Regions from separate parts of the Homo sapiens genome. Here region 2 is linked to region 1. A link is a contact called in ENCODE Hi-C or POLR2A ChIA-PET data. All regions are on one chromosome and are shown on one strand. Each heading gives the region's core, a stretch centred on a gene start or an enhancer-like site at or near the end of the contact. The rest is flanking DNA. Distances are from core to core; before and after follow the strand shown.

What was found. A loop is a pair of places that touch in the nucleus more often than their neighbours do. ChIA-PET counts read pairs that join two places held with the same protein, here RNA polymerase II (POLR2A).
Region 2: a map of PC-3 shows a loop between it and region 1 (2.7-fold over the local background). The contact joins two enhancer-like sites. A Hi-C loop is called at or near these places in 1 of 168 maps with a recorded cell type or tissue (PC-3). POLR2A ChIA-PET finds 5 or more read pairs at or near these places in 1 of 52 experiments (MCF 10A).

Annotation. Positions count from the first base shown.
Region 1 is chr1:207,023,405-207,028,916 of GRCh38, forward strand. It overlaps C1orf116 (chromosome 1 open reading frame 116), which reads right to left. Exons shown (of 4, transcript NM_023938.6): 2 at 4,090-4,275; 3 at 1,483-1,660; 4 at 1-76. The coding sequence starts at 4,194. Among named protein-coding and RNA genes, the nearest start is that of C1orf116, 6.6 kb to the right of the region's middle. Within about 2 kb of position 2,212, at least 13 of the 41 ENCODE cell types and tissues checked have a DNase peak (open chromatin) inside an H3K27ac peak, as active enhancers do; they include PC-3, where a contact is called at or near this core.
Region 2 is chr1:207,306,580-207,312,091 of GRCh38, forward strand. It overlaps LINC02942 (long intergenic non-protein coding RNA 2942), which reads left to right. Exons shown (of 4, transcript NR_186170.1): 4 at 1,888-5,512. The region is part of intron 1 of LOC107985251 (a long non-coding RNA gene); the gene reads right to left. Among named protein-coding and RNA genes, the nearest start is that of CD55, 12 kb to the right of the region's middle. Within about 2 kb of position 3,257, at least 14 of the 41 ENCODE cell types and tissues checked have a DNase peak (open chromatin) inside an H3K27ac peak, as active enhancers do; they include PC-3, where a contact is called at or near this core.

The DNA of each region.
Region 1 (5,512 bases), core at 962-3,461:
GGAGGGTGGGATGAGCTGGACTCAGTTACTGTCCTTGGCGTTCGTCCTTGCTGAGTGATGGTCTCCTCTGGACCTCCTGTGAGGGTCAGAAAGAACATAAAAGAGTGGACAGAAAAAGAGTGGACAGAGGTGAGGGCCCTGCTGCAGAGGGGAAAGCAATGACTTCCTGAACTCTGATCCCAAACTAGCAATGAATGGGTTTTATTTTGCCTTGTTTTCTTTGCTTTTACAAGAGCAGCACTTTTGTCTGGATATCATTTAGACTAATAGATCAGTAATAGCAGATCCAGGGCCAGGCGCAGTGTCTCATGCCTGTAATCCCAGCACTTTGGGAGGCCAAAGCAAGTGGATCATTTGAGCCCAAGAGTTCGAGACCAACCAGGGCAACATAAGAGACCCCCATTTCTACAAATAATAATAGCATATCTTTTTTTGACTGAGAATTAATTTTTCATGATGGGCGGCAAGAGAGTGACCCCTGATTGCTCTAAGTTATTGACTTGACCTCTCCCCAGTTTTCTACAGAGGCACCAGGGTTGGAGATAAATTTGGGACAGTTCCTTCTAGCTATTTTGGGCCTCCCAGATAACTGAGCCCAATGCAAGCCTCTGAATAAGTGATTTGCTCTTGATTCAACCAGGCTTCTGCCTTCTACTTGCACTTTCTATGAGCATGTGGATAATTCTGTAATAGCCATAGTGTCCCCACACCAGAAAGTGACTCCTTTCCTTCCAGTGAGCTAGGCAGGTACATCAGGCCCCCTGGGCCAGTGAATCAGCCTCATGGAGCAGGAAAGCCCTACGTCCCCATTTATAGCTCTAGCTCCAGGGAAGGTCTAACTACTTGTTAATAAATATTTGCTAAATGAAACAACACAAAACTGCAGCCCCAATACCAGCGGGACTGTCCTCAGGAGTAAAAGGTTTCTCACACCCTGGGACATGTGGCCCCACAGTCATGGCCACACTTGTGTGTTGTTTTGTTCCCCTTCTGCTGAGCCTGAATACCACTGGCTTTCCACGCTCTCTAACGAGGGCCTTGAGGTACTTCCCACTGCAGCTGGGGAGCCCTTCCTTCTCCTTATCTCTCCTACCCTTGTCCTCTGTGTCACCCAGATTAGCTCTCTAGACTGACTCAGTCTCTCCAGAGCCAACCACCCAGCCCTCCCTGACTCCCTCCCCCGCCTCTGCGGTCATATCTCTTTAGAATTTTTCCACAGGAGAATGGGAGCTGGTCAAACCCCTTTCCCTTCTAGAGCTCTGATACTTCATAGACAGACATAGGAAGCTGGCTTGCCAGGGGTCCCTCCTTCCCTCCAGGGACAAGGCTCTGTTCTAGCCAGGAGAGTGGTGAGGAGTGTGGCTACACCTTCTTCTGCCTGTGACCCTTGGGGTAGAGGGCAGGCGAGGTAGAAAGTGGCCGGAGGGGACATATTGATTTTCTGGGTTTTGCTGGGGTTCCACCCCAGAGGGTCTGCCTTACCCCGGGGAGTGGGTTGGGTTATGGGCAGTGCTCGGAAACCTCTGGGAGTTGTGGCTGGCTCAGACTCGTCAGTGGACAGTCCGCTGTCAGCCTCCGTGTCCAGTGAGCCAATGGTCTCCTCCAGGAAGAGCAGACACTCCTTCTCTTCAGTGGACAGGAAGTCGTAGCTGCTATCACTCTGTTGGGTTTGGGGTTGGGGGCGGGGGCGGGGAGGCGGGGGGGAGGGCGAGAAGAAGAACAGGAGAGGGAGAGAGAGCTGTGAGAAAGCGCTCCCTCCGCAGAAACTGGCGGGGCCTGAGAACCACCCTGCAGAGAGGAAGGAATGCTGAAGAGCTGGAAACCTTTCCCTCCTGCTACTCTGCAAAGCTGCTGGAGTTGCCTCCTGAAACTGTAGGCACCAGGGAGGGCAGAGTCTGTCAGGAGGCTGGCCCACTAGCGCCCAGCTCTGGAGCTGGGCAGGCACATGGCAGGGGCCTTTCTTTTGCTCAGTCCTGGCTTGAATGCTTAGGGGCACAGATTAGAAGCAGTCCCAAGTTTCAATGTTTGACAGCCTTTGTCAAACATCTCACTTTGAGCACCTCTGATTTAGCTCCAAATAAGAAGTGCAACATAACAATTTGACCTGAAACTTCAGTGGTATTGCTTTTAACTTTTAAAAGTACTTCTGCATACTTGATCTGGTATGTCAAGGGCAGTATGAGGAAAAGCAGGAAATGAAGCCAGCTATGAGCTGCCAGGCCAGTAGGAACTGTGGCATGACTGGCCACAGATAAATGTACTAAATGATTTGTACTTGACTTTGAAATGCATTCCATACGGGAATTTTTCCCCTTGTACATTTACTTTCTTGATGACATTTGGCTCTGGCTAATGTTCAAGTAAGTGTGCATTTCTAAAGCAAATATTAACTTAAAGGGGGAGGTTGGTGGAGAAACTGGATGGTATGGGAGGAGGGAAAAGCAGCTTAGTATTAAATATTAAGTAGATCTTAAAGTAGATCATATTCATTATGAGAGAGTACATAGAGGTTTTTGGAAGAAAATAATAATGGTCATCTCAGACAGTTACTGTCTATGTTGTATGGGGCTAGAAGTTTGCTGGAATAGTTGCTCTTCCACAGAGGAGGTTGAAGGGAAAACAAAAGGGCAAATTGGAATATAAGAAATTTGGGCCAAGTCTCTTCTTGGCATCTCCAGCCCTTTTCCTAATATTTGGGACACTTCAGAGTTGTATATTCTTCAGGCCCACTCAGATGGCCAGGAAAGATTTTGAGACAGCTCTAAAAATATCCTGGAGGGAGGGGAGAGGGTTGCAGAATAACCCTTCCATTTGCCTCTGGAACTTCCTTTCGCATGTGGGCCTACATGTTAAAGCAAGCCCCAAATATAGCCCCTGGAAGCTCTGAAGCTGACGCCAAGAGTTTCTTGAAGAAAAATATCTTTATTGTCCTCTTCCTCCTAAAATAGCCTTGCCAAGGATAAGCTGACTCTGAGTTTCTCCTTCATGAATGATTCACTTTGAAAACCTTTAATCCCTGTCACATTCTGTGTCCAATGCTATGTGACTATTCACGTTGGCCTCAGCCTAAAAGACATAGAAAGACGTCTCCACAGCCCCATTATCTAGGGTCAAAATGAAATTTGTATGATTGTCTGCACTTTGGATTTGTGCATGTGTGTTTCTTTCTCTACTCTATTTTTACATATCAAAATCCACTGGTTGTCTTAAACATCTTGACATTCAGTAGACACCCTTAAATTTTCAAATACCTCTATAGGATACAATGCAAAAAAGCATAAATTCTCTATGATTCTTATGTATGTGACAAGCATGAACAACAAATGTTTGCGTCTGGATGCAGCACAGATTTACTCTTTCACACCAGCCTCACAACAACTGAGATTTAAATTCATGCCCAGAAAAATTACAGTTTATTAAATGCCACTCACAAGTAGCTAAACACAGTGACTTTGGAAGATTCTCAGTCTCTGCTCCTAGAAAGGCTGATTCTTTTCTATATAGAGGCATATGCTAGGTGCTTTACCTGTATCACATTTACTCCCCACAAATTGAATTGGGTATGAACACTAAGTATCCCATTTGAAAACTGAGGAGGCTAAAGCTTAGAGAAATTAAGTAATTTGCCCAAGGTCATACAGCTTATAAGTAGAGAACTTAAATCTGTTTGGTTCCAGAACCTAGGCTCCTAATTACCTATTTTCTTTGATCTTTGTAAGAGACTAAAGTAATGCTGCTCATTGCAGAGAACTTCAATAATCCATGTGCTACAAGAATCTATGTTCTGGTTTCCACCATGACCTCAGATTACAGGCCTACTCTCTCTGCTCAACCCAACCCCCAACCTAATGAAAATCGGCGGAAAAAGTCTCATTTGCCCAGTTGCTCTCTAAGGTCGTCCCATCCTATTCTCTATAGAGCCAGGGCTGACTCAGGCAGAAAGCACCCACTGGTGTTGTGAATCACTCCCCAACAATGAAAGAGAAGGTGCAGTGAGCCAGGATGGGTGGCAGGAAAGGATAGGGCAGGGCAGGGCAGGGCAGGTGTGCAGAGAGCAGACCAGGTTGCGGGAGGGAGAGTATTACGTACAGATCCAGAGCGGGTGGAGGTGCTGCTCATCATGCTGTCACAGCTGCCGACACGGGTCACGGGTTCTGAGCCAGTCCCCGCTGGCCACAGCTCCCTCTCGGGCATCACCCGAAACAAGGTGCAGGGATGGCAAAGGGGGCTTCTAGAGGGGAAGCGAGGGGAAGTGAACAATGTCCCAAGCCGGGCCTGAAAAGAGAAGAATCAAAGCCACACATGAGCCGAGGCTTCGGCAAGGCTCTGCCCAGGCCCTGGGCGGCATGGCGGGAAGGACACCAAGCAAGCAGAGAGCTGGAAGGGGGGCATGAACAGCCACTGCCCGACACCCCCGGCCTGCATGGAAGGACCCTGAAGCTGGCTTAAATACATGCAGAAGGACAGACTTAGTTGGTGGAGAGGCAGTCTAGTCAGAAAGAAGCTTCTACTACTTCTCTTACATTTTTCTCTGAACCAAGGAGCTTAATCTACATTTTCATTACTATAAGCAATAAATATTACAGGCGTCAATACCTTGGGTTCTGGAGTTAGTTGGGTCTGGGCTCAAATCCCAGTTTAGCCATTTACAGTTATGTGACTTGGGGCAAATTACTCTGAGTCTGTTTTTCCTCATTAAATAATGTTAGTATAAGGATTAAATGAGAGAACAGTTAGCACAGTTTAGTTGGTAGTAAATACCCTAAGACCTCATGAGTCAATAATTAACTATTATTGTTCTTGTAACAAGAAAAAGACAAGATCTATCTAGGATCAAACTAAATTGAAACAAGAGAAACAGGATCTCAGAAAAGAAGGGTTCTGGTTTGATGGGAGACTGTAGACTTGAGAGAAGAAACAGGTCCCTTAATAATACCTACCTCATGGGGTTATTGTGAGAACGTTTAAAACACTTTGCACAGAGCAAATTGTCACCTGCTATCACAGTCAATATCATCAACATCATCACAACCACCGCTACGATACCCATCTTTAACTCCCTAGCCTGGAGGCATGAACAGGGCACCTGCAGTGGTTGACACAAACCTATTTTCTTTCTAGTGAATCTCTTTCTTTCTAGTGCCTCTGTTGTTGCACACATTCCCAATGAGATTCCCTAGCCTATGTCAAATGAACAAGAGAAATGTCCCATGTAGCTTCCTCCCAACTCTAATTCCTTAGGGAAAAAAAGTTTCAATGTCATTGTAACAATAGTAGTAGCAAAGGAAGGCAGTGCCATCTTCCCTCTGAAAGTCCCAAGGATTTTGATGTGGCTGTTTGTGGGAAATACTCCACTGGAGATGGCAGGCCAGAAGTGAGTCTGCTATGTTAAAATGAAATTCTAAAAGAATTAAGATGAAAAGACAGTTCCAAGATCAAACAGAGAGTTGGAGGAGAGCCAGAATTAGAATAAAGTTTGTCTGATTCTAAATCCATATTTTCCTTATAATGC
Region 2 (5,512 bases), core at 2,007-4,506, 280 kb after region 1:
CCAGAAAGGCTCAGAAATTGGAGGCACAAAGAACCTTTGGAGATTAGGAATTAAACTGAAAATAGGAGGATCAGTTGAAAGTGTATATAAAGTCGACAGACCTGAAGGACGCTTCTCATATGCAGAGCATTTAGGAGACTATTATCATGCTTTTACTTTCTGCCAGGAACTAGGACCATTGGCCATTTGATACAGCTGCTTCCCTGTGGATAAAGTAGTGGGGTGGGGTGTGGTGACCCGTGGGAAGCTTTCTTTCTCGAGAGCAGCCAATCCTGAAGGATCCCAGTTGCTCAATGTGCGCACAAAGCACTAATGGTTTTGCTTCTAATTGAAGTGCTGTTTGACAAAGAAGGTTTTTGCCATTTCTCCTATCCAGAGAAGAGGCAAGGGGCATTAAATGGAAAAATCAAAATCAGAGTAGTTCTCAACTCTAGGAAAACTGACAGTGAAAGAAGAAGGGTAGGAAAGGCAAACATTGAATGGTGAGACCTGTAACTCCCTGGTGAGACTAAGATCCCAGAATGTTGGTAGCCAGGCTTATACCTCTCTGTTCCATTCCAGGTGAGACTTCAGAGGATTTCTTTTTAGGGAAATGAATGAGACTAAGAGAAAATACTTTTAGATGCTAACATATGGGGTTGTTTCCCACACTGTCAAGTTCCCAACCCAATAACCCTACACTGAAGCCAACCAGGAAACACACACAGTTTACAACTAGCTTGTTGGAGTCTCATTTGTAAATATTGAAGGAAACATTATGGATCATAAGATGCTTGAGGAGGCCTCCAACATGAAATACAGAGAACAAAACTAACAAACACGGACAAAAAGAAACTCGGAAGACAGACAATGCAAACAGAAGAAGAAAACAAACCACCGTCAAAACAAAGCAAAATCCTGTATATTTAATATCATCACATATAAAAGAAGATATTATATATGTTAAATGAGTAAATAATGCTGGTTAAAAACATTCAGAGAATAAGTAAGAGCTCATGGAAATTACAAATATTACAGCAATAATAAAAGTTCAACAGAAGCACTGGATAAAAGTTGAGAAATTTTAAGAAAATATAACAAGATGAGAAACAAAAATAGAAAAGATACAAGGTTTAGAGAACTAATAGGAGTTCTAAGATTAACAGTCTGACACTTTGGGAGGCCGAGGCGGGTGGATCATGAGGTCAGGAGATCGAGACCATCCTGGCTAACAAGGTGAAACCCTGTCTCTACTAAAAATACAAAAAATTAGCCGGGCGCGGTGGCGGGCGCCTGTAGTCCCAGCTACTCGGGAGGCTGAGGCAGGAGAATGGCGTGAACCCGGGAAGCGGAGCTTGCAGTGAGCCGAGATTGCGCCACTGCAGTCCGCAGTCCGGCCTGGGCGACAGAGCGAGACTCCGTCTCAAAAAAAAAAAAAAAAAAAAAAAAGAAAAAAAAGATTAACAGTCTGACTAATAAGAGTTCTAAAAAGAGTATACTGAAAAAAATTATCAAAATAATAATATAATAATAGTTTCCAAAATTGGAAGGCACAAATTTCTAGACTGAATGGTTCAGCATAGTGAATGGAAACAGACTAACACAAGGCACATTGTGATTAAAATTTCGGAGTTCCAAGTTTAGAGACAAAACCATAACTTTCAATAGAATAAAAGTGAATCAAACATAAAGAATTAAGAATCAGAATGACATTAATATTCTGAAAGTAATTCTGAAATTAGATGTCAATTGGAGAAATGCCTTCAAAATCCTAAGGAAAATGGTTTCAACTTAGATTTTAAGACCTAGACTAACTATCGATCAAGTTTGTAGGCAGAATAAAAGCCTTTTCAAAATTTAAAAAAATCTAAAAAAGAAAATTACCTCCCCATGCCCCTTTTTTTCCAGGAAGCTATTGGAGAATACACACCTTCGAAATGCGGAGAAATATAAGAAAAGGAAGACAAGAGTTCAAGAAGCCAGGCATCCAACAATAATAACTAAAGAGGCAAGGTAATTCTCAGGATGATGTAACAGAAAGTCCAGACTGGTGAATGACAATGAAGAACTACAAGAGGTTTGTACTCTGAAAAGAAGAAGGAAAAAAGTGGAACTCACAGTTTGTCTAAAGTTTTTGACCATGTTTCAAGGAAGTATATGGTTCTGTGCAAAGTTAGCAAAAGGTACATTAAAAAAATGAGAAAACAACAAAATCAGGCAATTACCAACTAAAAGTATAAAGAATTTGGTACAAAAAAGGAAATTAATAATACACTACATGCTAACTTGTTAACAATTTTTACATAGTACCAATACAATAAATACAATGTTAATTTCAAACTGCAATTAATTATGCTGGAAGGATGTGGGAGTGTTAAGAGAGTTAAATTAAAATCTTCATAACAGGAAGTCAACAGATAATACCTACTGAATATTTCTACTTTTTGGAGGGATGTTGGGTTGGGGAACTACTGTTTCATTTCCTTAAAGTACTATTTGGCTTTTTAAATTGCCTGTACACATGCATATGCATACATAGTCTAAAGTTAAATTTTTAAAACCACATATAAAAGCCATGTGGGAAAAGAATTATTGTGAATGCTTAGTAAAAGAATGTATGCACAGCACATAATACAATGTTGATACATCATAGAGTATTAATAAAGTCCCCAAGATTTGCCTGCTTGGGATAGTCTTATTAACAAAAGTTAATCTTGTTAATAAAACAGTCAACAAATATATAAATCTTTACTCATCAGTCCCTAGTAAAATTTTCCAACTGTTGTGGAAGATATAAAGAAATATGAAACATAATCCTTACATTAAAATACCTTCTAATAAGTTATGGCAGTTAATATTTAATTGGTGTTATATGTACAGTAGGCACTGTCCCAAGTTCTTTACATATTATCTCTTTTAATTCTATGAGATAGACATTATTATCTCCATTTTATTATATAAATGAGGAAACTGAGGCACACTAAAATGAAGTAACTTGTCCAGGTCATGGAGCTCATAAGAGAGGGAGGTAGGATTCCAGTCCAAGCAGAAGGCGAGGGAGTCTCAGATTGCTTTATAATCTAATTGAGGGGAAGAAGAAACAGAGCTAAACAACCTTATATGATTTAAGGAGGAGTTCAACATAATACTGGAAGAGATGTCACAAACTAATGCAAGCATACTTTAGGGGAAATTGCTGTATTACACTAGGAGATCAGAAGAGAGTGCAAACCCTTCAGACTGATAGCCAAGGAAGCATTTAATTGGACCAGCTGGCTGGGGAGGGCATTCCTTGTAAGTGAATCAACACGCAGAGGTGGTAACCATAGCATGCCAGGGATCAGCGAGGAAGGTAATTTGACTAGAGCATAGCACATTTTGTTCATCCACAAATAAAACCTGTGAGATCAAAGCAGGAAAGGCCTAATAACAAATTATAAATGGCCTTGAAAGCAGACTAAGAAGCTTGGACTTTATTTTGTGAAAACGGGAAGTGATTGCTGAGCATGTGCACTTAATCTGGACATTGTACATGTAATCAGCTGACAGGAAGAGAACAAGTAACGGCTTATTGTGGCAGTCTGGATAAGATTTATCAAAATCTCAAACTAGCCTGGGGTAAGTGAGAGTGGAATTGGCTGGATCCTGGATGAGAAGTCCCACAAGGACTTACAGAAACAATTTGCATTTTATCTTTCTACCAAGGAGAAAAGTTTTTCAAACTACAAAGGCTAGATATAATTAAAAGGGAATTAAATTTCAAAAAGTTCAAGTAAGAGTATCTGCTTTGAAAAAATGAGTTTCTAGGTTTCAATAAGTTACAACATAGCATAATCAAATACTTAACTATTATGATTATGAATTGGCTGGCAGGATTTCTTTTAAAATGAAAGTAAAGCTTTCTAGATGTAACAATAAAGCATGCTCAATATGGAAAAAATATACAAAGAAAAAAATCAGCAAACTTATTCACATACCCTTAGTTTGGTTATTTTTTTTCAGTCTTTTCTATGAATAACTTTGTTTCCATGTTAATACAAAGTTACAATTGATTATCATATTATATATAGAAGATATAATTTTCTTCTTGCTTAAACATTTTAATAAAACATTTTTCAGTCTTTTCTTTGAATAACTTTGTTTCCATGTTAATACACAGTTACAATTGAATTTTCTTCTTGCTTAAACTTTTTTTTTTTTTTTTTTTGAGATGGGGTCTCACTCTATCGCCCAGGCTGGAGTGCAGTGGCCCGATCTTGGCTCACTGAAAACTCCGCCTCGCAGGTTCATGCTATTCTCCTGCCTCAGCCTCCTGAGTAGCTGGGACTACAGGCACCCGCCACAACACCCAGCTAATTTTTTTGTATTTTTAGTAGACACGGGGTTTCACCGTGTTATCCAGGATGGTCTCGATCTCCTGACCTTGTGATCTGCCCACCTCGGCCTCCCAAAGTGCTGGGATTACAGGCGTGGGCCACCACACCTGGCCTTGCTTAAACATTTTAATAAAACATTTCATATTCCATTACAAATTTATTTGTATACATAACTAATAATTGCATAATACTTAATAATGTGTATATATGTACTAAAAGGTTTTTAACCATTCCTGTGTAGTTGGATATTTAAGCACATTCTAAATCTCTGTTTATATAAGCCTAATATCTCTTTGCTCAAAATCAATTTTCTGTATTGTGGATTACCTCCTCAGGCCGGTTTTCCAGCTAAAAATCTTAAGAAAAACAATGGAGAATGAAAGAAGTAAACAGTTTAAACATAACTTCTATTTAAGAGGGCATGAAATGGTTAAATTGCAAAACCTTAGTGAGTCACCAGAGTGATTATTTTTAACCACACTGTCCCTGAAGGACAACTGATAATGATATATGGGAAGTAACTATAGTGCAGAAAATATCTAAGCAGGCATAACAAGTGTTTAGTAATTAACATCAGAATGACATTATAGTTTTTATTAATTTTCCAGCCAGAGTCTCACTCTGTCACCCAGGCTGGAGTGCAGTGGTGTAATCTCGACTCACGGAAACCTCTGCCTCCCAGGTTCAAGCGATTCTCCTGCCTCAGCCTCCTGAGTAGCTGGGACTACAGGCGCCCGCTACCATGCCCAGCTAATTTTTGTATTTTTAGTAGAGACGGGGTTTTACCATATTGGCCAGGCTGGTCTCGAACTCCTGACCTCATGATCTGCCCTCCTCAGCCTCCCAAAGTGCTGGGATTACAGGCATGAGCCATCGCACCTGGCCGCAGAATGACATTATCGTTACATCTACACTTGAATGTATTTTATATTGCATTTAAATTTATTTACATGTATTTTAACTTAACTGGTAAAATTCTGAAGCATGGGTATAATTATTCTCTTAATGCACCTTATTCTTTTAAATTTCTGAATTAATGGAATCTGTAGACATTATTACAAAGATATATCTGAGCCAGTTATATTACTGAAATCACCTTTGCAAAAATTATGACAGTGAGAAAAATATGACATAGGAAAATTATGACAGTAAAGGAA